Regions from separate parts of the Homo sapiens genome. Here region 2 is linked to region 1. A link is an interaction called in ENCODE POLR2A ChIA-PET data of the cell type or tissue named here. Cell type or tissue: OCI-LY7. All regions are shown on one strand. Each heading gives the region's core, and the rest is flanking DNA. Links, peaks and the distances in the headings are about the cores only. Region 1 has its middle 93 kb from the start of SLC2A12. Region 2 has its middle 110 kb from the start of LINC03002.

What was found. ChIA-PET counts read pairs that join two places held together with the same protein. Peaks named below come from ENCODE experiments on the same cell type or tissue, not always from the same donor. Only the 100,000 strongest peaks of a DNase experiment are listed, where the experiment ranks them.
Region 2: POLR2A ChIA-PET joins it to region 1 with 14 read pairs; 3 of 35 experiments call an interaction of 5 or more read pairs at or near these places.

What each region holds. Positions count from the first base shown.
Region 1 is chr6:134,139,824-134,151,414 of GRCh38, forward strand. No RefSeq gene overlaps it. Among named protein-coding and RNA genes, the nearest start is that of SLC2A12, 93 kb to the left of the region's middle. In OCI-LY7, for the core only: no CTCF peak of the experiment used is centred there; a DNase peak (open chromatin) is centred at 6,038.
Region 2 is chr6:134,646,298-134,657,888 of GRCh38, forward strand. No RefSeq gene overlaps it. Among named protein-coding and RNA genes, the nearest start is that of LINC03002, 110 kb to the left of the region's middle. In OCI-LY7, for the core only: no CTCF peak of the experiment used is centred there; no DNase peak of the experiment used is centred there.

The DNA.
Region 1 (11,591 bases), core at 2,500-10,499:
AAAAAAATTTAAAGAGAAAGAATAACCAAAAATCAAAATAGACAAACCAAGTTATTCTTAACATGACACACTCACCCTTCCTCTTCCTCCTTCTCTTCTCTGTTTGGTCAAATTGGTCCAATTATTTAGACCAATAATTTGGTCTAAAGCTATCAGGTGAGGTTAAAAAAGGCAGGTGTCTACACAGGTTGGGGGAGGGATGCACAGCAGGGTGTCAGAGCCTATGTGCCCAGGGTGTGACCATGTGTGCAGGGTGTCCCTATGAGCAAGTGGCCACTTGGTGTGTGTGTTAGGGCCTGTGTGAGATTAGAAGGTGTCCTGGGACGGGGACAGCAGGAGCAACAGGACCTAGGTTACATCCAGGGAGTTGGCAAATGAATAAATTTGGGAGCGATAAAAAGAGCAGGTTTCTCACTGCTGGAAAAGCAGTTATAATTATGGACTGGGAGAAAACAAGAATGAATTCAACTGGAATTAGAAATGTCGGTGTAAATTCATAATTTTCATGTAGATAGATAAATAAAATATAGAGGAGCCAGGCGCAGTGTCTCACGCATGTAATTCCAGCACTTTGGGAGGCCGAGGCAGGCAGATCACGAGGTCAGGAGTTAGAGACCAGTCTGACCAACATGGTGAAACCCCGTCTCTACTAAAAATACAAAAATTAGCCAGGCGTGGTGGCACATGCCTGTAATCCCAGCTACTCAAGAGGCTGAGGCAAGAGAATTGCTTGAACCTGGGAGGCAGAGGTAGCAATTAGCTGAGACCATGCACCACTGCACGCCAGCCTGGGCAACAGAGTGAGACTCCGTATCAGAATATATATATAGAGAGAGAGAGAGAGAAAGAGAGAGAGAGAAAGAGAGACAGTCATCCTGGGAGCACTGACATCCTAAGACCCAGCGAAGGAATGAGCACACCTAGCACTCAATCTTAGTGTCTAGATACCACTCTCCACTAAAAGGAACCAGCGCTCCTTGGAAAAATGGTGGCTTCCAGGTCTAGATCAACATATCTTTTTTTTTTTTTTTTTTTTTTTTTTTTTTTTTTTTTTTTTTTTGCCAGAAGGCAAAGCAAGCTCAGAGAATATGGAGACCTATCAAAAGTACCTAGAAATCAGATTGAAGGGACTCACACATATCAAATTTGGGACAACGTGATCATCAGAATAAATAATGATGGCCGGGCGTGATGGCTCAAGCCTGTAATCCCAGCACTTTGCGAGGCCAAGGCGGGTGGATCATTCGAGACCTGCCTGGGCAACATGGTGAAACCCCATCTCTATTAAAAATATAAAAAATTAGCCAGGCATGGTGGTGCATGCCTGTAGCCTCAGCTACTCAGGAGGCTGAGGCAGGAGAATCGCTGGAACCCGGGAGGTGGAGGTTGCAGTGAGCAGAGATCACGCCACTGCACTCCAGCCTAGGTGACAGAGCCAGACTCCCTCTCAAAAAAAAAAAAAAAAAAAAAAAAGAGGAATAAATAATGATAATGAAAGGCTACAACATACTAAATAAAATAAAACAATAATTACAAACTGAAATAAAGGAGTGAGGAAAGAATAAATTGAAAGTATGATGAGGAATGGGACGTTTACATAATCTGAAACTCTGTACCCCCAATACTTATCAATTATAGGGAATACAAAATAATAACTTTATAGTGGAGAACCCTAGCAGACCTACCTTAATAAGTGAGCAAAGATGACATTATTAGTAATGAAGCTATTTGAAATTGTGTGTCACCAAATAGAATATGATGAGATATAATATCATTTATATGATATTTCTGCCAAAGAGGTATAATCTGAATTTAATTAAGAAAAAGCATCAGACTTGGGCCGGGCCCAGTGGCTCACACCTGTAATCCCAGCACTTTGAGAAGTTGAGGCAGACGGATCACAAGGTCAGGAGTTTGAGACAAGCCTAACCAACATGGTGAAACCCCATCTCTACTAAAAATACAAAAATTAGCCTGGCATGGTGGCGCACAGCTACTCAGGAGGCTGAGGCAGGAGAATTGCTTGAACCCAGGAGGCGGAGGTTGCAGTGAGCTGAGATCGCGCCACTGCACTCCAGCCTGGGAGACAGAGTGAGACTCTGTCTCAAAAAAAAAAAAAAAGAGAAAAGAAAAAGCATCAAACTCACACATATTTACAAAACAACTGGCCTCTCACGCCACAGAAAAGGAAGCCAAAAAATAAAAAAATAATTTGGCCTGAAATCTTACACATCAAGATCATGAAAGGCAAGAAAAGTCTGAGGAATTGTTCCAGATTGAAGGATACTCAAGACACCAACAACTAAATGCAAGACATGATTCTGAACCAGATCCTTTTGCTGTAAAAGACGTTGGGACAGGGGCCAGGTGCGGTGGCTCACACCTGTAATCCCAGCACTTTGGGAGGCTGAGGTGGGTGGATCACAAGGTCAAGAGATCGAGAGACCATCCTAGCCAACATGGTGAAACCCAGTCTCTACTAAAAATACAAAAATTAGCTGGGCGTGGTGGTGCGTGCTTGTAGTCCCAGCTACTCAGGAGGCTGAAGCAGGAGAATCACTTGAACCCGGGAGGCAGAGGTTGCAGTGAGCCGAGATTGCGCCACTGCACTCAAGCCTGGTGACAGAGTGAGACACCGTCTCAAAAAAAAAAAAAAAGACATAGGGACAAATGGCAAAACTTGCTTGAGGTCTTAAGATTAGATGATAGTAATGTATTGGCATTAATTTTCTGATTTTGATGTTCTATCATGGTTATGAAGGAGAATTGGTTTGTTTGTAGGAAATGTACACTAAAGTATTTGGTGGAGATGGGCCAACATGCCAGTCACTCGCTCTCAAGTAATTCCGAAAAAAAATTTTTGGTACTGACTTGCAACTTTCCTTTAAGTTTGAGATTGTTTCAAAAATGTTAAATAAAATAAATCAGAATGGTGCACACAACAGCCATACAAAGAAGATTCTTCTCTCTTTCAGTTTTCCAAGGACTGCCCAGAGGATAAGCAGAAAAGCTTGATTAAAAATGGGTTTGAGCAGATATTATAGATTAAGTACCTGGTTTTAAAGACTGGGGATCAAGCTCTCTAGTGAGAAAAGACTTGCTCAGAGCCCAACTGGCCTTGGGTTCCCTTCTCTGAAAAGTTTTTGAAGTTTTCATATTTTTACCTCATTCTATTTCACATGGGTGACAATAGAACAATTTGTCTTCTTTTGCCAAGCTATATGAATTGTTCTGCTAAGGCCAGGCTATGATCAATCATTAGTATGAAAACAACTTTTCAAACTAAAAATTTTAAAAACGCACATACAATTTTGTAAGATTGATTAGCCCCCAAGTAAGTAGATTTCCCCTTGTAAGTAGCAAATATGAATCAGTTAGAAGAGAATGAGGACTATAGGCAGTAGTGTTGTGGATAAGAAAGAGCCGAGTCTTAGAATTGCTTGGGGCCTAAATACTGGCTCTGCCAGTTGCTAGTTATGTGACCCGGAGTGAGGTACTCACCCTCACTGTGTCTCAGTATTCTCATCTGTAAAATGGTCTAAGATAAAATACTCTCCTGATAGAGTTTGTGAATGTAAAGCACTTAGAATCACAAGTAGGTAGTATTTCCTCAGTAACTATTAACTACCATTATTATTACTATTAACATTTTGAATATTCATACCTTACGACTTAGCAGTTCCCTCTCTAACCTTCACCTCAGAGAAACAGAGGAACACCCGTGTACAACGATGTCCTTTGCAGCAATGTTTATAATAGAGAAAAATGTAACAGCTTAAATGTCTATAAATCAGTGTTTAGCTAAAACACAGTGACATATTTCTTACTGCTATGGTTTGAATGGGTCCCTATGGTTGAATGGGTCCCTCAAATTTCAAGTATTGAAAACTTGATTCCAATATTCATATGTTGGTTAGAGGTAGGGCCTTTAGGAGGTAATCAGGATTAGATTAGTTAAGGTCATCAGAGTGGGGGTCCCATGATGGGACTGATGGCTTTATGAAAAGAGGAAGAGGGGCCAGGCGTGGTGGCTCATGCCTATAATCCCAGCACTCTGGGAGGCTGAGGCTGGTGGATCACCTGAGGTCAGGAATTTGAGACCAGTCTGGCCAATGTGGCGAAACCCCGTCTCTACTAAAATACAAAAATTAGTCAGGTGTGGTGGCATGCACCCGTAATCCCAGCTACTTGGGAGACTGAGGCAGGAGAATCGCTTGACTGAGGCAGGAGAATCGGGAGGTGGAGGTTGCAGTGAGCTGAGATTGCACCATTGTACTCCAGCCTGGGCGACAGAGCGAGACTCCGTCTCAAAAAAAAAAAAAAAAAAAAAAAAGAAAAGAAGAAGAGGGAGCTGAGCTGACACACATGTTCTGTCTTACTGTGCAATGCCTCCCATCATGTTATAATATAACCAGAAAGCCGTTAGCATACTCTTGGACTTTCCAGCTGCTAGAACTATAAGATATATATCAATTTTCTTTGTAAATTACCCCGTCTGTGGTATTCTGTTATAGCAGTGCAAAACAAACTAAGACACCTATGTGATTGTCTATACTGAAATTGTAAAAAGTAAGCTTCATGTCACATTGTGAAGTAAAAAGCAAATTGGTATACATGCTATAATAATATTTATGTGGAAAATTTACATGAAATAATACTATGTATTTTTTGACTCTACATAAATAGATGCAGTGCTTAGAAAAATATCTGAAAGCATAAACAAAAAATTACACTTTTTTTGTTTTTGTTTTTCCTTTTTGTGGAGAATCAGGTCTCCTTATATTGTCCAGGCAGCTCTTAAACTCCTGGACTCAAGCAGTCCTCCTGCCTCTGCCTCCCTAAATGCTGGGATTACAAGCATGAGCCACTGCAACCAACATTAACAAAAAATTGATAACCATTTGTTACTTTGAGGGAAAAGAAACTAGATTAGAGATATGATCAAAGGGAATTTAGCTTTACTTGTGATCCTAATTTTCTATAAGAAAAATATGTTTGCATGTTATCTATATGATTAAAGACTGGTAGTGAAAAATCACATTAAAGTATTTTTATGCTATAGATATAAATTTTCTAGGCCGGGCATGGTGGCTCATGCTTGTAATCCCAGCACTTTGGGAGGCTGAGGCAGGAGGATTGTTTGAGGCCAGGAGTTCAAGACCAGCCTGGGCAACATGGTGCAACCCCACCTTTACCAAAAATAAGAAATAATAGCTGGGCATGGTGACACCTGTAGTACCACTACTTGGGAGGCTGAGAAGGAAGGATCACTTGAGCCTGGGAGTTCGAGGCTGCAGTGAGCTATGATTGTGCCGCTACATTCTAGCCTGGGTAACAGAGTGATACCCAGTCTCAATCAATCAATCTATCAATACATCTTTTAAGCACATAATTAATTTTTGATTTGTATCATAAAGGGGAAAGAACAAAGTACTTCAATCCAAAACACTGAGCTGGAGATGAATGTCAACATATTTTCCTCTGGGAGATAATAAATGTTATTTGCTTGTTTACTTTTTCTCCAGCCGATTACTAGCTCTGTGTTTCGTAGACAGTAAGAATGAAAGTTGTCTTTATTTCTTACCCATACACCAACAGCCGACGTCTAGCCCCGCTGGGAAGGGACCCTAGTCCAGGGGGTGGTAAGACATGCTGTAGATTATCCACAAGCTTTCCCTGAAAGGTGACAATTTCTTTCTTTGCTCTTTTTCGTTGCTGCCGGTGTCACAATCAGAGCCACTAGACCTAATAAATGTTTTGTCTTCAGGGCTGGTTGTGTTAAATGACTCTTGGAAGTGAATAGATTAGGCTTTCCCTCCCCTCTGCTTCTTGTCCCTGTGAGTACACATTTTATTTTATTTTTTTTTTATTAAGAAGCTAAAGGAATAGAGAATGGCTACTCCACAGGCAGAGCAGTGTGAGTATGCATTTTAGAATTAGAGCAAATCTGTAGTGATGAAGGATTAAAGCTCAGACCTTTTCTTGCTTAGAGGGCGTGCCCAGCAGCTGACATTCTGCAGGTTCTGCACCAATAGCAGGAGTTCATTTGTAGCCAGGAAAAGGGGAAGCATGCCCTTGTTGGTAATATAGAGCTGCTGAGAGCCACAGCAATGGCCTCATCTGGCTTGGAAGATGATTTGCTCTTTATCTCTAGGACATTTAATCTTCCCTTTTCCAAGCTGTAAAATAGGAACGATAATAGCACCAACAAATGTAAACTGATGCCATATTGACTCAGCATTCTTGGATTAAAAAAAAAAAAACAGTTTAGAAAATGCCTCTGCATTACTCACCGGAATAATGGACCAATAATACGCTTCTTTTGAAAAAGTTAAACTAATAACATTTTTACTGGTTACGTGACCTCAAAATTCGTGCCAAATGTAATGGAGATAACACAATTTTAGATGCTGCTTACATTTGTATTTCTAAGCCACAGAAAGTTCAAAATCAAACCTCTACCTATTTTTGGAAATGGAGGAAAGCAAAATAAAATAATAGTCCATATATCTATAAAAAAGTTAAAAGGTTTGACGTCAAAGAAAACACAAGACTTATATCCATTTAATTGAATGCCTTAAAATAAGACTGTTGCAAGTTAAAGAGTAGAATTACAGACAACTGAGGATGCCAGATTTCCTGAAGGGCCCCTGGGAGAAAAGAGAGTGGAAGAAGCCAAAATCCGGGGCCTTCAGTGTGAAGCAGACATAATCCATTCACAATAGGCCTCAGAAAAACTGAACTTGAGGGACAATGGCCAGTCGCTTCAGGGGGTCTGGAAACGATAATGCTGTGTCCAGGATCTGGTAGCCCTGCCCCTCCATGACCCTAAGAGATTATCCTAGATTCCTGGGAGTTCACTCCTAGAAAACTGGGATTTGGAAGATTTGGATTTGGAGAGTGGGCCCTATATTAGTCCATTCTCACGCTGCTATAAGGACATACCCAAGACTGGGTAATTTGTAAATTTGTAAAAGGAAGAGGTCTAATTGAATCACAGTTCTGCAGGGCTGGGGAGGCCCCAGGAAACCTACAATCATGGGGGAAGGGGAAGCAAACACGCTGTTCTTCACATACCCAAGGCTGGGTAATTTGTAAATTTGTAAAGGGAAGAGGTCTAATTGAATCACAGTTCTGCAGGGCTGGGGAGGCCCCAGGAAACCTACAATCATGGCGGAAGGGGAAGCAAACATGCTGTTCTTCACATGGCAGCAGGAAGAAGTGCGGAGTAAAAGCGGGGAAAAGTTCCTTATAAAACCTTCGGATCTTGGGAGAACCTTCTCACTATCAGGAGAACAGCTTGGAGGTAACCACCCCCATGATTCAGCTACCGCACACAAGGTCCCTCCCTCCTCAACGCATGGGGATTATGGGAACCACAATTCAAGATGAGATCTGGGCGGGGACACAGACAAACCACATCAGTTCCCATCAGCTAAGAGTTACCAGCCAATTCATTTTGTTTTTTCTAGCTAGAATTTGGTTGTACCTTAGCACATTTGGTCTGTAGTTTTAGGATTGTGCAAGGGCTGGCATGAACTGCTTCCAGAAAGACTGTGATGTACTTGCCATGTACTCACCTGCTATAAAATGCAGAGGGCTTGATCTCCACCTGAGTCTAGCAGCTGCCTCATGTCAGCATCAACGCTGCTTTGCGTCGGCAGTGATTTATTTGACCACAGCAGGGTGATCCTTGGTTTTGGTAACTTTTCCCTGAGCAACCCTGATATGGGTGTGAGTAGTAGGAGCGTCCTGGGTGCTAAGTGGTCCAGCCCTCCATGCCTGCCTTAAATCACCCCCGACAAATGAGAATCTATCCTATTTATTTTAATGATCCCGTCCAAGGAAGGAGTTTATCTTCATCCATCCCCCAGAACACATTCCAGAGTTTATTAACCCACAATTCACACTACTGGAAAGTTCTCCTGTATAATGAGACCCTCTACCCTCCCACTTGTGAATTTGGTGGGGTTGGAGGACTGGAGTAAGGAAGGCTGTGGGAATATCTATTTCCAGGATGTGTCCCAGGCTGGTCTGGCAGTTGTTGTCATTCTGGTTTAAAATGGATGTTATGAGGCTTTCCCCAAATAACTCAGTCCTAATTTTCCTGAGGATTCCGCTGTGAAACATCAGCTGCTGAAATGAACAGTACTCTTGTCAGATCTTCAACAGAGCAGGGTTTGGCCTCCTTGTCTCCCCTGGAAGTAGCCTCTCCAAGCAAGTGAACTACGAATGTGGCATCATTTACTGTGATTATTTAAAAACATCAATTGAAAAGTTTTTCCATTTTCTTATTATAATCCTACTTTAGATATCTTTCTTAGCTATTTCAAAGAACTAAAACTCATGTTTAAGTGATAAAGTATATGGAGTAACATTTTAATGGTAGATGAAAATAATAGGTTATGGCCGGGAGCAGTGGCTCACGCCTGTAATCCCAGGACTTTGAGAAGCCGAGGCAGGTGAATTGCTTGAGCTCAGGAGTTCAAGACCAGTTCAAGGCATGGCAAACCCCATCCCTACCAAAATAATACAAAAATTAGCCACACATGGTGGTGCACGCCTATAGTCCCAGCTACTCAGGAGGCTGAGGGAGGATCTCTTGAGCCCAGGAGGTGGCAGTTGCAGTGAGCCAAGATTATGATACTGCACTGCAGCTTGGAGGACAGAGCCAGACCCCATGTCAAAAAAAAAAAAAAAAGACAAAAGCAAAAGAAAAAAATAGTAGGTTATGCCTGTAAAGCACTTTTATATACTCCCAAATACACTTGCAAATTTTATTTTATTCCCCAGATCTCTGAGAGACCTTTGAAAGCATAAAATATTTAGAACTCAAAGAAAATGTAGGGATTACCTGCCCAGGCCCCTACCTGATACAGGAATTCCCAGTATAACCTGGCCCCAAGAGTCATTACAGAGCCATAACCTGCTCACTCCACCTGTCAAGAACTCACTCCTTTGTTTGACATTGGGAGTGCTACAGATTTCCTCCTCCAATTGCTTCAAGATCTGCATGGCTTTGATTTCGACCCAGCTGTAGTTTCATCCTGCCACATAACACAGCAGGATAAGGCAGATCCCTCTTTCACATGAAATATTTATGAACAGCTACCCCACGCTCTGTTTCTGTATACCCTCTTCATTCCTCTCTCAAGCTAAATTTCACCCCAAAAGTCCTCTTTCTCAGGCTAGACATCCATAGTTTTTGCTTATGGAAATTGATCAATACCTTTCTCATTCTACTCATGTTAACTGGAATGGCTTTCTTCAAAGATCCTGCCAGAAACTAAATCTTGTTCTCCTGGCATTGCTTCATCAATAAAGGATGGAGCTGTTTTTCTTCTGGACACAGTACTTCTACTAGTCAGCCTAAGAGCACATTTTTGGAAATGTGCTCTTAAATGTGATTTTTGGAAACATTTGCACTTGACTCACATTGAGTTTGCAATCAATTAAGTGGTATAATGTTTGCATGTGCTGTTAAGCTCAATCTTTGCAATTCTATAGTGGTGAAGTTGACTCTTTGGACTTTGATCTGAAACTTTATTGTCAGTTTTCATCTGGTTTCATTCTTTCAAAAATCTTTTTGAATTCTGACTCTGTTGTATACATGTTATAGCTCTTTTTAAATTTTATTTATTTATTTATTTATTTATTGAGACGAAGTCTCGCTCTGTCACCCAGGCTGCAATACAATGGTGCGATCTCAGCTCACTGCAACCTCCATCTCCCAGGTTCAAGCCATTCTCCTGCCTCAGTCTCCCAAATAGCTGGGACTACAGGCACCTGCCACCATGTCTCGCTAATTTTTATATTTTTAGTAGAGATGGGATTTCACCATGTTGGCCAGGCTGGTCTTGAACTCCTGACCTCAAGTGATCCGCTTGCCTGGGCCTCTCAAGGTGCTGGGATTACAGGTGTGAGCCACTGCACCTGGCCTGGTCTGAAGTTTTAATGTCAGGTTTAATGTCAGGTGATCAATGTTTTTTGTTTGTTTGCTTGTTTGTTTTGACTACCTGATCAGCTAACATGGATCCAGGTATTAGCATCTCTCCTTTCAAATGCAGAGATGATTTTTAAAATATCTGGAATTGGGCGGGTGCGGTGGCTCACACCTGTAATCCCAGCACTTTGGGAGGCTGACGTGGGTGGATCACTTGAGGTCAGGAGTTCAAGACCAGCCTGGCCAACATGGGGAAGCCTCGTCTCTACTTAAAATACAAAAATTAGCCAGGTGTGGTGGCTGGTGCCTGTAATCCCAGCTACTTGGGAGGCTGACACACAAGAATTGCTTGAATCCAGGAGGCAGAGGTTGCAGTGAGCTGAGATCCTGCCACCACACTCCAGCCTGGGTGACACAAGGAGACTCTGTCTCAAAAAAATAAATAAAATAAAATGTCTGGAATGTATTGTACAAGTGAATTAGTTATTTGTGCATTCAACAAACATGCATTGAGCACTTACTATATGCTAGGCATATAGGTGCTAGAGAGAGAACACATAAATAAGGACTCTGCCCACATGGAGCTGATATTCTAAGATGAGATAAATAATAAATAAGTGAATAATTGCAGAGTGTAGTGTGATAAAAGAAATAAACATGTTGGAAAGACAGAATGATTTATAAGGGAGCTACTTTAGGTAGGTGATATGGTTTGGCTGTGTCCCCATTCAAATCTCAACTTGAATTGAATCTCCCAGACTGCGCTGTGGGGTAGACCTAGGGGGAGGTAATTGAATCATGGGGGCTGGTCTTTCTTGTGCTGTTCTCGTGATAGTGAATAAGTTTCATAAGATCTGATGGGTTTAGCAGGGATTTCCGCTTTAGCTTCTTCCTCACTTTCTCTTGCTGCCACCATGTAAGAAGTGCCTTTCACCTCCTGCCATGATTCTGGGGCCTCCCCAGCCATGTAGAACTGTAAGTCCAATTAAACCTCTTTTTCTTCCCAGTCTCCTGTATGTCTTATCAGCAGTGTGAAAACAGACTAATACAGTAAATTGGTACCAGTAGAGTAGGACATTGCTGAAAAGATACCTGAAAATGTGGAAGTGACTTTGGAACTGGGTAACAGGCAGAGATTGGAACAGTTCAAAGGGCTCAGAAGAAGACAGGAAAATGTGGGAAAGTTTGGAACTTCCTAGAGACTTGTTGAATGACTTTGGCCAAAATGCTGACAGTGACATGGACAATAAAATCCAGGCTGACGTGGTCTCAGATGGAGATGAGGAACTTGTTGGGAACTGGAGTAAAGATGACTCTTGTTATGTTTTAGCAAAGAGACTGGCAGCATTTTGCCCCTGCCCTAGAGATTTGTGGAACTTTGAACTTGAGAGAGATAATTTAGGGTGTCTGGCGGAAGAAATTTCTAAGCAGTAAAGCATTCATGATGTGACTTGGTTGCTGTTAAAGGCATTCAGTTTATAAGGGAAGCAGAGCATAAAAGTTTGGAAAATTTGCAATCTGACTATGTGATAGAAAAAAAAAACGTATTTTCTGGGGAGAAATTCAAGCCGGCTGCAGAAATTTGCATAAGTAGCAAGGTGCCTAATGTTAATCCCCAGGACCGTGGGGAAAATGTCTCCAGGCCATG
Region 2 (11,591 bases), core at 1,558-9,557, 510 kb after region 1:
TAGTTAAGCCACTTGCTGGGGCCCAACGGTAAGCAAGTGGAGGAGCAGATATTTGAGCCCAAGACTGTGTTCCTTCTTCTCTGCTACACTGCAGATGGGCACATTTCTGTGAATTGAAGTAATAGCAGAACACTTTTATGAATGTTAGTATTGTGAAAGTACTAATGGAATTTTCCAAATAAGAAATTGCTTATTACATTTTGTGTTATCCATTGCTGTTGTGAATATAAATTGCATTAATTATACTTATGAAAACATAAATAATGAATAGTAGAAGCTACAGCAAGAAGCAAGCATTCATAATTTAAGAATTCCTCCAAGCCTATGGAAAGGAAAATAACTGTTTGGCTTGTGGTCTCATTTCTCAGTTTGCCAACCCTGAACTTTGTAGAGACTTCTTCACATTACAATCAATATAAATCCATAAAATCTGGCTTATTAACTTCTTTCCCAATATGGTTCACCTTTTAAGTCTCTGTTTCTGTGTTTGTCACTCCACGCTCGCAATGACCCAAGCAGCCCTAGAACCTTCGTCATAGTTCTCCTTTCCACTGATACTCAGTTGTCTAATCCCACCAACCCTAATGCAGCAAAGATTTACTTCTGGGTCCCATACATTTGTTCCCTACTACTTTCCTTCTGCTTCTGCTCTAATTCACAAACGTTTATTACTTCTTGCATTAGCATGAATGCTTTCTGCTGCACATATCATAAAACCTCAACTCATATTGACACAGACAATAAGAATATTCATTATCTCATATAACAAGATGTCTGAAGGGAAGGCAGTTCCAGGTTTGTTTAAATCATAATCAAGGAATCAGGTTCCTTGAATATTGGCTTTGTCCACAGACTAGCTCCTCCTATCATAGCAAAATTTTGGTGGCATGGTAGTTCCAAGTGTCACATGGAGACGACTTCCAGCAGAAGAAAAGATCGTCTCTTTTTTTGTTTCCCTTTTTCAAAAGGAGAAGACACTTCCGAGAAGGCACCTAAAGGACTTCTTTCACATCTCATTGTCTAGAAATAGACCCTAAGGGCTCATCCTAGAGTGGATTCCTCCTCTGGGCAGGGGATGGTGCCTCCTCTTCTGAAGGTTATAGCTAGGAGGAGATGGGGGTACCATGCACTAAAACCAGGATTCAGTTAGAAGATGGAAGGAAGGAAGAACAGAATGGATGGTGGATGGTTGACCAGTGATGTCTTCTATATCCATCTCTTGCCTGGGCTGTCATGGTAGACTCCCAACTATGTCCTAGCCACTAGAGTCTCCTTATGCTAATTTGTGGCACAGACCCTATCGAGATCAATCTTTATAAAGTATAGCATTGTCACAGAACTCAATGCCAACTTCTCAATCTGGCCTCCAAGGCTTTCTACAATTTACCGCAAACTTCCCTACTCCTGGTGTTATCCCATGCAAGATACTTTCTCTTGAGGGTGCCTTCTCTTTACTACCCACCCTTGCCATATCTCATGAATTTACCTCTATCCTGTCATCAAAGTAATATTCCTAAAAGCAAAAATCTGAACTGCACTGTTGTACTTAACTTCTTATAGGATGCGTTTAAATTCCTGAGCATGGTATACATAGCCTTTTAAAAATTAGTCCCCACATGTCTCTCAAGGTAATTTTTCTATTAAACTTCATTTTCTCCTCACCCTACCCCAACTCCAACCACAAAGAAAGGTCTCACCCTTCCCAAACACAGCACTGTCTTTATGTCTTCATGCCTTGTCATATGTTATGCTCACTGCCTGGAATGTATTTCTCATCTTTTTTCCATCTGGTAAAATTCCATTCATTATTCAAAGCCCAGATAAAAGCTCATTTCCTTCATAAATGCTTTCCCAATTCCCCAGACAGAACTAATTTCTTCCTCCCCGATGCTTCCAAAGAGTTCTATTACACCCGTCAACACATTGTATAGTAATGATTTGTTTATATCCATGTCCTCTATCAATATATTTTTCTATGAGACTTTTTTATTGTTTTAATTATGTTAATTTTTCCCCCAGTTGCTGGCACAGGGCAAATCCTCAGTGAAAGATTGAGGATAATTTATTTAGAATGACCCTTTTGTTTAAATTCTACCCATACCTCATGGCCAGGCGCGGTGGCTCACACCTGTAATCCCAGCACTTTGGGAGGCCGAGGCAGGTAGATCACAAGGTCAGGAGATCAAGATCATTCTGGCCAACATGGTGAAACCCCACCTCTACTAAAATACAAAAAGTTAGCCAGGCGTGGTGGTGCATGCCTATAGTCCCAGCTACTTGGGAGACCGAAGCAGGGGAATTACTTGAACCTATTATTTGGGGATTCCTAACAGGACATCAGAATAATAGTAGGAAATCAGAAAAACAGTTAAGCCAATACTATGCCAAATGTTTCTCAAACATCTAAGGTATATGTGTGTGTGTGGCAGGGTGTTGTATGTATTTTGTGGTCAGCTTTAGAAATTCTATAAGAATTTTTAAATTTTACTATTTTATATAGACAATAATTTTTTAAAATACACAAACATTCTTGGTCACATATATATAAATAAATAAATATATATATATATTTTTTTTTTTTACTGATACCTATGACAAGATTCCTTTCTCTCAATGACATTGCATTTGTGATCTTGTTGATGCCAGGAGATATGCTCCATAGACTTCCCTCAAGTTTAAAGATAAACAGGAGCTAGCAATGGATATTTTTGTTTCAGGGGGGTTTAAAGATTTTATTTCTTTTCAAAACCAGTATTAGGCCTAAATGCCACAAGACCAGTTGCATTTTATTAATATAAGTGGTAAGATTATAATCACAAGTGATTATATCTAACATCAAACAATAAATGGACTTGGTTGATTTAGTGAAAAAATCAACCAACAATAGTTCAAGTTTGAGAAACTCTGAAACCTTGCACTTCCCAGAAACCAGTGGTTCCCAAGTGTCTATCATTAACATACTGCATGCCCAGAATGAACTGTATCTGTGTGCCAAATACCGTATATCATGCCTTATACTGTAGTAAACTTAATACTTGTGATAAACCAATCCAAAATTAAATGCCAACATCATTTGTCATAAATAAGAGGTAATTATTTTAAAAAACTAAAAGCATAACGAGGTGATTCTAATTCCAGCTGGAATGTAGGAAAGCCTTGGTGCCTGAGGCCTAATCGCTCTTTTTTTTTTTAAGTGAGATTGACAAATGTTAAAGAAAATGAAAAAAAAAAAAGTTAGCACTGGCTGGGCACGGTGGCTCACGCCTGTAATCCCAGCACTTTGGGAGGCTGAGGGGGGCGGATCACAAAGTCAAGAGTTCGAGACCAGCCTGGCCAATATGGTGAAACCCTGTGTCTATTAAAATACAAAAATTAGCCTGGCATGGTAGCAGGTGCCTGTAGTCCCAGCTACTCGGGAGGCTGAGGCAGGAGAATCGCTTGAACCCGGGAGGCAGAGGTTGCAGTGAGCCAAGATCACACCACTGCACTCCAGCCTGGGCGACAGAGTGAAACTCCATCTCAAAAAAATATATATATATATTAGCACTAAAAGGAAAGACTGAAAGAAATTTTAAAAGCACATAGCTTTGTCTCTGTGTAATTTATTTACTATTAACCATTGTTATTACATTCCTTAAAAAAATCACCTTTATACCATGGATGGCACCAGACTACATTTAAGAATTACAACCAGGCCAGGCGCGGTGGCTCAGGCCTGTAATCCCAGCACTTTGGGAGGCAAAGGTGGGCAGATCACAGGGTCAGGAGTTCAAGACCAGCCTAAACAATATGGTGAAACCGCATCTCTACTAAAAATACAAAAATTAGCTAGGCATGGCGGCATGCTCCTGTAATCCCAGCTACTTGGGAGGCTGAGGCAGGAGAATCACTTGAACCAGGGAGGTGGAGGTTGCAGTGAGCTGAGATTGCACCACTGCACTTCAGCCTAGTGATAGAGTGAGACTCGGTCTCAAAAAAAAAAAAAAAAAAAAAAAAAAGAGAGAATTACAACCATAATCAAAACAATCAACTTGTGGACTAAAATTAACATTTTAAGTCGGTGTTCTGATTTATGATCATGTGTTTTGAATTGTGACATGTTTCACTAAAGACAATAATACTTCATCATTTTTAAAGGAATTATAATATCTGACTAAGTAGGTAACATTCAGAAGCTAAAATATGAACTCAACATTATGAGAAAAGTTACATTTAAAGAAACTTTTGAAGAAAGAACAATGAAAAACGTAGGTGGATTTAGAAGATCTCCCCATTTCAATTTACATTTTAAGACTATTTCTTTCATTACTGGGCACTTAATGGCTTACCAACTAGAGCCCTACTTCTGAAAGATAAGTACAAAAAAATTAAATAATGCCTTTTAATCTCCTTTATTTCCACCAGAATCTATAAAAAATTCAAAGATGATTATTTGAAGATATCTTTGGGGAGTATATTTTCATGCGTCAGCCTACATTTTAATCATTCTGAGATTTTTTTTAGTTCAAACATTCACCTCCAAAGAATTCTTTCTTTCCTTCCTCCTTCCTTCCTTCCTTTCTTTCTTTCTTTCTTTTTAAAAGAGAATATTCAAAGCAGCAGCAGCAATTAACTATGAAATTCTGGGAACAGAGACCTCCCCAGAGACTTCACTCAGCATCCAGGTGGGCTAGAAGAAGGTAGCACTAGGTGCTCAGGACAGCGTGGTTAGGGCTTCATGGCTGTGGACACTGAGGTGGCAGAGCATGGTTTACCTGGTGGAGGCAGACAGTAGGGACAGGTCTCTACCACTGCTAACTTATGCCACAGAGTGACCCAGGCAATCAGAATTTCAACTTGCAGGGAGAGAATTAAGAATAATAGAGATCCTTTCTTCATTTAACCAAGTTGCTGTGTCTTTTTAACTGGCAACTTTGGGCCAACCTATGCTCTAGACTAGGGAATAGTAGATGACTCGTAGGTGCCCAAACCATTTTGTTACTTAGTACTCAGTTAAGGACTCAGTAGGATGGCTCAGCCTTAGAGGGGCCAGGAAAGAAAACAACACATATCCAATGGAGTAAGTTAAGTTCTTAGGGATCAGATGCAGATGCAGGCAATGGGAGAAGACCAGCTAACGTCCTGAAGGTTGGAGATAGTCAGGAGAGGAAGGCATAGGCAGCCAGTAGACGACAGCAGGACCAGCAAAGTTCCAGCATTACAGCAGGTGATTGGAGCAAAACAATGGAAAATCTAAGCTCTTGCAAGCAGGTGGACAGGTCAGAGACAACCATGAGCAGGGAACAAGGTCAATGCTACAAAGCGGGGTTTCTGGGTCAGGAATTGAGTATACAAGGGACAAGTGACCTATGTGTGTCTAGGAATGGTGGTTAGAGCAGGGTAAAGCTCAGGTCTGGGAGGAAGTGAGTGCTGGGGGGGTTATCAAGGCAGTCTCAGGTATGAGAAAACAAGACAGAAACCCGCAGAAGAGGTACAAGGGTAGAACTCTTTCGTTTAAAGAGAAAAGAGGCAAAAACCATTTATCAGAACTGGAGCAGGACTAGCAGTAAATGGAAGGCAGTGGAAAAATAAAGCCATTTTCTAAATGATCTGAATTTCTGATTTTTGTTTCCTTTTCTGTTTATATACTTGATTTTTCTCTTTCATACTAAAGGCTTTCTTGAAATGTCTGATAATCCCTGGCTATTAATTAACATTTAAGAACAATACACTAAAAAAGCTCTGTGTAAACATGAGCTTATTAACTGATGAAACTAGTAGAATAATTGGATGGGAGTCAGAGACTTTGAATGAAACTCTCAAACAGTAGGATGCGGAAATCAATGTCTCCTTAGATGGCATTTATTTTCTTCAAACAGGAATCCTCTGTCTTCTGCCTAAGAAGTAAATGTCTGGAACATAAAAATAGAGTGGAGGAGGGAGGAGGCTCCTACCATTCAATATGCAGACTCTTTCAATCCTTCCATGATCAGCCCAGTATTTCATCCCATCTTTCTGGTGCCTCCATGTCTGAAGTCCTCCTATTTAATGCTGCTTGAAAATAAACCTCAGATTTTTTGCCTGTGATGGGGTGTAAGTTAATCCCAGGTTATATGTAAGTACAAAAAGAGGCTTAAGGGTCCAGTCACTAAATAGCATGACTTACAACCAATTCCTTTGTTTTAAGTTCTTGTCCTCTGCAGAACCTGGTGTCTCTGATGTTAGACATGTTAAGAGTTCCATGATAGGAATAAGCTCACTTTTCATTAATACTCAACTTTAGAGGCCATATAAGTTATAGCCCCCTACTCTCTGTTGAGTCAGTTACCACTTCATCCTCTTTCCATCTCACAAAAAGGTTGAGATCTTAAGTTTCCTGATTTTTCTTCTCCTGGGTTTATTTTTATTTATTTTTTTAATGTTCGAGACTTTTTAGTTTAGTTTTTTTTAATTAGCATATTATGATATTGCTGAGAAAGATTCAAGGAGTCATCTTTAAGGAAAAATTCCTGTAAGTTACTATTGACAACATGAAAAATGTGGTGCATATTTGATACTTAGAATGTCAAAGGTAGCCTTCTGGCTGGGCGTGGTGGCTCACACCTGTACTCCCAGCACTTTGGGAGTCCTAGGTAAGTGGATCATTTGAGCAGGAGCTCAAGACCAGCCTGGCCAACATGGTGAAACCCCATCTCTACTAAAAATACAAAAAATTAGCTGGGTATTGTGGTGCATGCCTGTAGTTCCAGCTACTCAGGAGGCTGAGGCAGGAGAATTGCTTGAACCTGGGAGGCAGAGGTTGCAGTGAGCCGAGATCGTACTACTGCACTCCAGCCTAGGTGACAGAGCAAGGCAAGACTCCATCTCAAAAAAAAACCAAAAAAAACAAAAAAAAACAAAAGAATGTCAAAGGTATCAAAGGTAGCCTTCCAAAGGTAGCCTTCATATATAGATAAATTATTGTAACAGGTCTTGATGGAAAGAAAGGAGAGTGACTCATAATTATCCTGATGGCTTACAGAGAACAAGAAAGATAGTACCCTGGAGTCTAGTTAGTGGTCTTAATTTAACTCTCCATTTGGGGGTGAATGGGACTGGGCTTGCTAAGCAGAGCTGACTCAGTTGTTTCTCAGATTAGTTTTACCCAAATTACCAATCTATCTCACCTCTAGTTGATATATTCCATTTCTTACTTTTGAAATCATGTATTCTCTCCCCTCCAAAGCAATTTACCCATCATCTGCTAATTATCCATGCTTATGGTGAACATTGCTCTCACAATAAGATGAATTGTCTATCTGGCTCATTTGTTGATGAATGATTCCCAAATGCAGCTGGTGCCAGGTGCCTGGCAGGCTTTGTGTGAATAACTTAGGAGGTTTGTTTAAAAAAATAATGGATTTGCAGATCCCACCATCACACCTTGAGGAACTGATTCAACAGGTGGATTAAGGAGGGACTGATGAAGGTAATTCTGAGTTATTATTGTAGACCAGTCATTACAGTTATTTGTTTATTCTATATCTATCCATATCTATTTGCTTACATGTATATTGGCCACTTGTAGATAACTAGTACATGAAGCATATGAAGATGCAAAGATGAATAGACAGTCTTGGCCTTTGAAAAATTAAAATTTAGGCTGGGCACAGTGGCTCATGCCTGTAATCCCAGCACTTTGGGAGGCTGAGGAGGGTGGATCACCTGAGGTCAGGAGTTCAAGGCCAGGCTGGCCAAGAGTGTGAAACCCCATCTCTACTAAAAATACAAAAAATTAGCTGGGTGTGGTGGCATGCACCTGTAATCCCAGCTACTCAGGAGGCTGAGGCAGGAGAATCACTTGAACTCGGGAGGCGGAGGTTGGAGTGAGCTGAGATCGTGCCATTGCACTCTAGCCTGGGCAACAAGAGCAAGACTCCATGTCAAAAAAAAAAAAGAAGGAAAAAAAAGAAAAATTAAAATGTAGTAGATGATATAGACATAGAAAGAATTCTAATTAAAGTCAATAGTGTAACTATAAAGACAATGTGAATTATCTAAAGTGTAGAAATTCAGAAGGGTCAGAAATGGCTTATAGAATCAGGGAAGGTCTTATGAGGATGTAGCCACTAAGTTGGGTTATGAAGAATGAGTGAGATTTCCAAGGGCAGGAATGGAGAGCATTTGAGTAGGTTTTCAGGCATTTGCCTAAAATATCCAAAATCAAAATTGAGGTATACTAGATTCACTTTAATTTTGATATATTTTGTGTTAAGCATAAATAAATATTCTAAGTTAAATATCTAAGTTTGTTGATAGGGGCACAATGAAATATTTTCAACGGGCTTAATTAACACTAATAATTGTTATCACATATTTACTAAGTACCTGCTGCGTATTGATATTTAACAGGTATTGGGCAAAATATAACAATAACATAAAACTCATCTACCTTGAAGAAGCTAAAAAAATAAAATGTGGAAATGTTAAGATAAAAAATACTCAATATTTCTTAACAGATATATTGATAATGGTCCATATTCTTTCAACTTGATTTACCTCCCTACTAATTAATGTATGGTTTGAGTCTTTTTATAGGTCACTTTTTGGGAAAAAATAATGTTTTGTTTCTATTTTAAACACTTAATCTTAGCCAAAAGGCCAAGAAGCAATGTGTTTCTATTTTAGTATCATCAATCAGCAGTACTTCCTCATGTAATAATGGGGAAACAGTTTATTTCTCCTTTCCTTATTCTATTTATAGCTGAAAATAATATTTAAACTTACTTTTTCTTCCCAAATGTTCCATTTTATCTCTTGTGTTGCTTTTTCAACTTTATGTTAATATGCCTTTGCTGTTTCTTGGTAATCTTCATTTTCCTGTTTCAAATATAATGTGCTCTTCATATTCGTCTCAAGCTCTTCTTTCAGTTAAAGTACAAAATCAGGTTGGAATTTTTCCAGAATATTTTCAAGAAAAATGTTAATAATAGCCATACGCTGCACTCTGTATATTGTCTTTAAAATGATTAAAACTGTTATAAAGCACCTATTTGTGCTCAGTGGTATATAAAAAGATGGAAATTATTGCTACTCTCTGGGGAATCTAATATTGAGGAAGATCAATCAGTAAAGGACATAAGTTGCAAGCAGCAGATACAAATACATAAAGAAACAAGGTGACATAGAAGATAAACTCTAGACACTAATAAAGAGATCATGTTATGATCATCTTCTTCTTCTTTCCCTTTGCCTCTGAGCCACAACATGTCCTTCTTTTCTCTACATTCTGCCCTCTTTGTTCTTCCCATTTCTTTCTTTTCTTTTCTCCAATTTCTTAGTTTAATGGAAGAAGAGCTCCTCAGCCCTTTTCTGGTCTCACAAAAAGCATTTATTTCTCTCTTGGGATGGTTCTTGCCCAGTGACACTAAGGATGAAGAGCCCTCCTTGCTCCTGAACGGCCGCACTGGATATGCCTGGTCAGTCTCACTCTCAGTTGGCTGGGATGTCTGCTGTGGCTCTCCCAGAGGGGATCTGTTCTTCAAAGAGCACCACTGATTCCTCAAGGAAAGCATGAAAGATTGACATCATGGGCATCAGAAACAGTAAGCTATGTAGGCTCAGCTCTGTCACGACTTGTATGGTCTTATACCAACTTGGGCATGAACTCCCTTGTCTGTAAAATAGGGAGGTTTGTGGCAAGCTAAATAACGAACCCCTAAACATGCCCGGTTTCTAATCCTTGAAACCTATGAATGTTAACTTATGTGTCAATAGAGACTTTGCAGATGTGATTAGCTTAAGGACCCTGAGATAAGGAAACTATTACTAGACTAGTTGAGTGGACTTGATGTAATTACAACTGTCCTTAGGAAAGGGACCCAAATGTCCTTATATAAAGGAGTCAGAATCAGAGAAGGCAATATGACAATGGAAGCAGGGATTGGAGTGATGTGATTTGAGAATGAAGGAAGTGGCCATAAGCCAACAAAGACAGGCATCTGCTAGAAGCTGAAAAAGTCAAGAAAACGGATTCTCTCCTCAGATTATCCCAAAGGAACTAACCTTGTAAACACCTTGACTTTAGCCCAGTGGAACTGATTTTGGACTTTTAGAACTATAAGAAAATGAATGTGGGCTGCCTTAAGCTACTAAATTTGTGGTAATTTGTTACAGCAGCAATAAGAAACAAATACAAGATTGTACTCGTGACTTCTGTGGTTGCTTCCATCTCTAACTGCTGCTTCATAGCTATGACCCATTGCTAAATGGCCTAGACTTTGCAACACTAGAGTGCACTAAAGGATCTTGTTAAAAGGAACATTGACGAGACTTTCAAGACTTTTTGTTGCTGTTCTTGTTGTTGTTATTTTTTTGAGACAGGGTCTTACTCTGTCGCTCTGGCTGGAGTGCAGTGGCACAATCATAACTCACTGCAGCCTCAAACTCCTAGGTTCAAGCTCTCTTCCCATCTTTGTCTTTAAAAACGCTGGGATTAGGCCAGGCGCGGTGGCTCACGCCTGTAATCCCAGCACTTTGGGAGGCCTGGGCGGGTGGATCACAAGGTCAGGAGATCGAGACCATCCTGGCTAATACGGTGAAACCCCATCTCTACTAAAAATACAAAAAATTAGCCAGGCGTGGCAGCGGGTGCCTGTAGTCCCAGCTGCTGGGGAGGCTGAGGCAGGAGAATGGCGTGAACCCGGGAGGCAGAGCTTGCAGTGAGCCAAGATCATGCCACTGCACTCCAGCCTGGGCGACAGAGCGAGACTCCGTCTCAAACAAAAAAAAAAAATTGCTGCGATTATAGGCATGAGCTGCCACACCCAGCCAAGACTGTTAATCAGGTGTTGCTTGTTCTAAAGAGTAAGTGAAGTTGAAGAAAGGCAATTGAAGAAGAGTCTCTGCAGTTTCATGTGAGGTTTTGTTCTAAAAACAATTAGTAGTAGGAGAAGAGCATCAGTTTTCACGCATTAACCCCAAACTATGATTCCAACTTCTTCTACTACATCCTACCCTCTAGCCCCATCAGTTTTCTCATCAATTCCCAAACGGGCTCCTCTGTTACTCAATTTCATTGTCAGTGCTCACCAGGAAATGCTGTTTCCCAAATCTGCCCTAAGCTCCAACCCCGTGCAAAGTCTTCTCAAAAGCTCTCCTGACCACTGGGCCACACTTAATCGTATCTTCCTGTATTTTCCCCGAGCATATAATTTGTCCTACTTCCAGCCAGACACTTAAATCCACCTTCTGTGTTGTGTTATGTATCTGTCTCCTCCCTTAGACAGAAGAACTGTGAGGGTTCTCTCTGTAGCTTATTCATTTTGGTGGCTCCTGAGGCCTAGGACTAGTACCTACATGTAGTAGCTGTTTGATGTTTCTTGAATTAAAGTCACAGAGGACTAAGGAATCTAGGAACCAAAGAACTAACTATCTTTTCTTCTCATAAAATTTTGCATATTAGTGCAAAGAATAGTGCAAGAATGTTGCATCTTAGTGCAAAATTCTTCCATAGGAAAAACTGCAGAGGAACATGTATTCCTAAGTGCTCCTCAACTTTTCTCCTTACTTTCCACAGTGTTTTACTTTAATATAAACCTCCTAGGCTTACCCGTCCTCTGACATGCCACAGA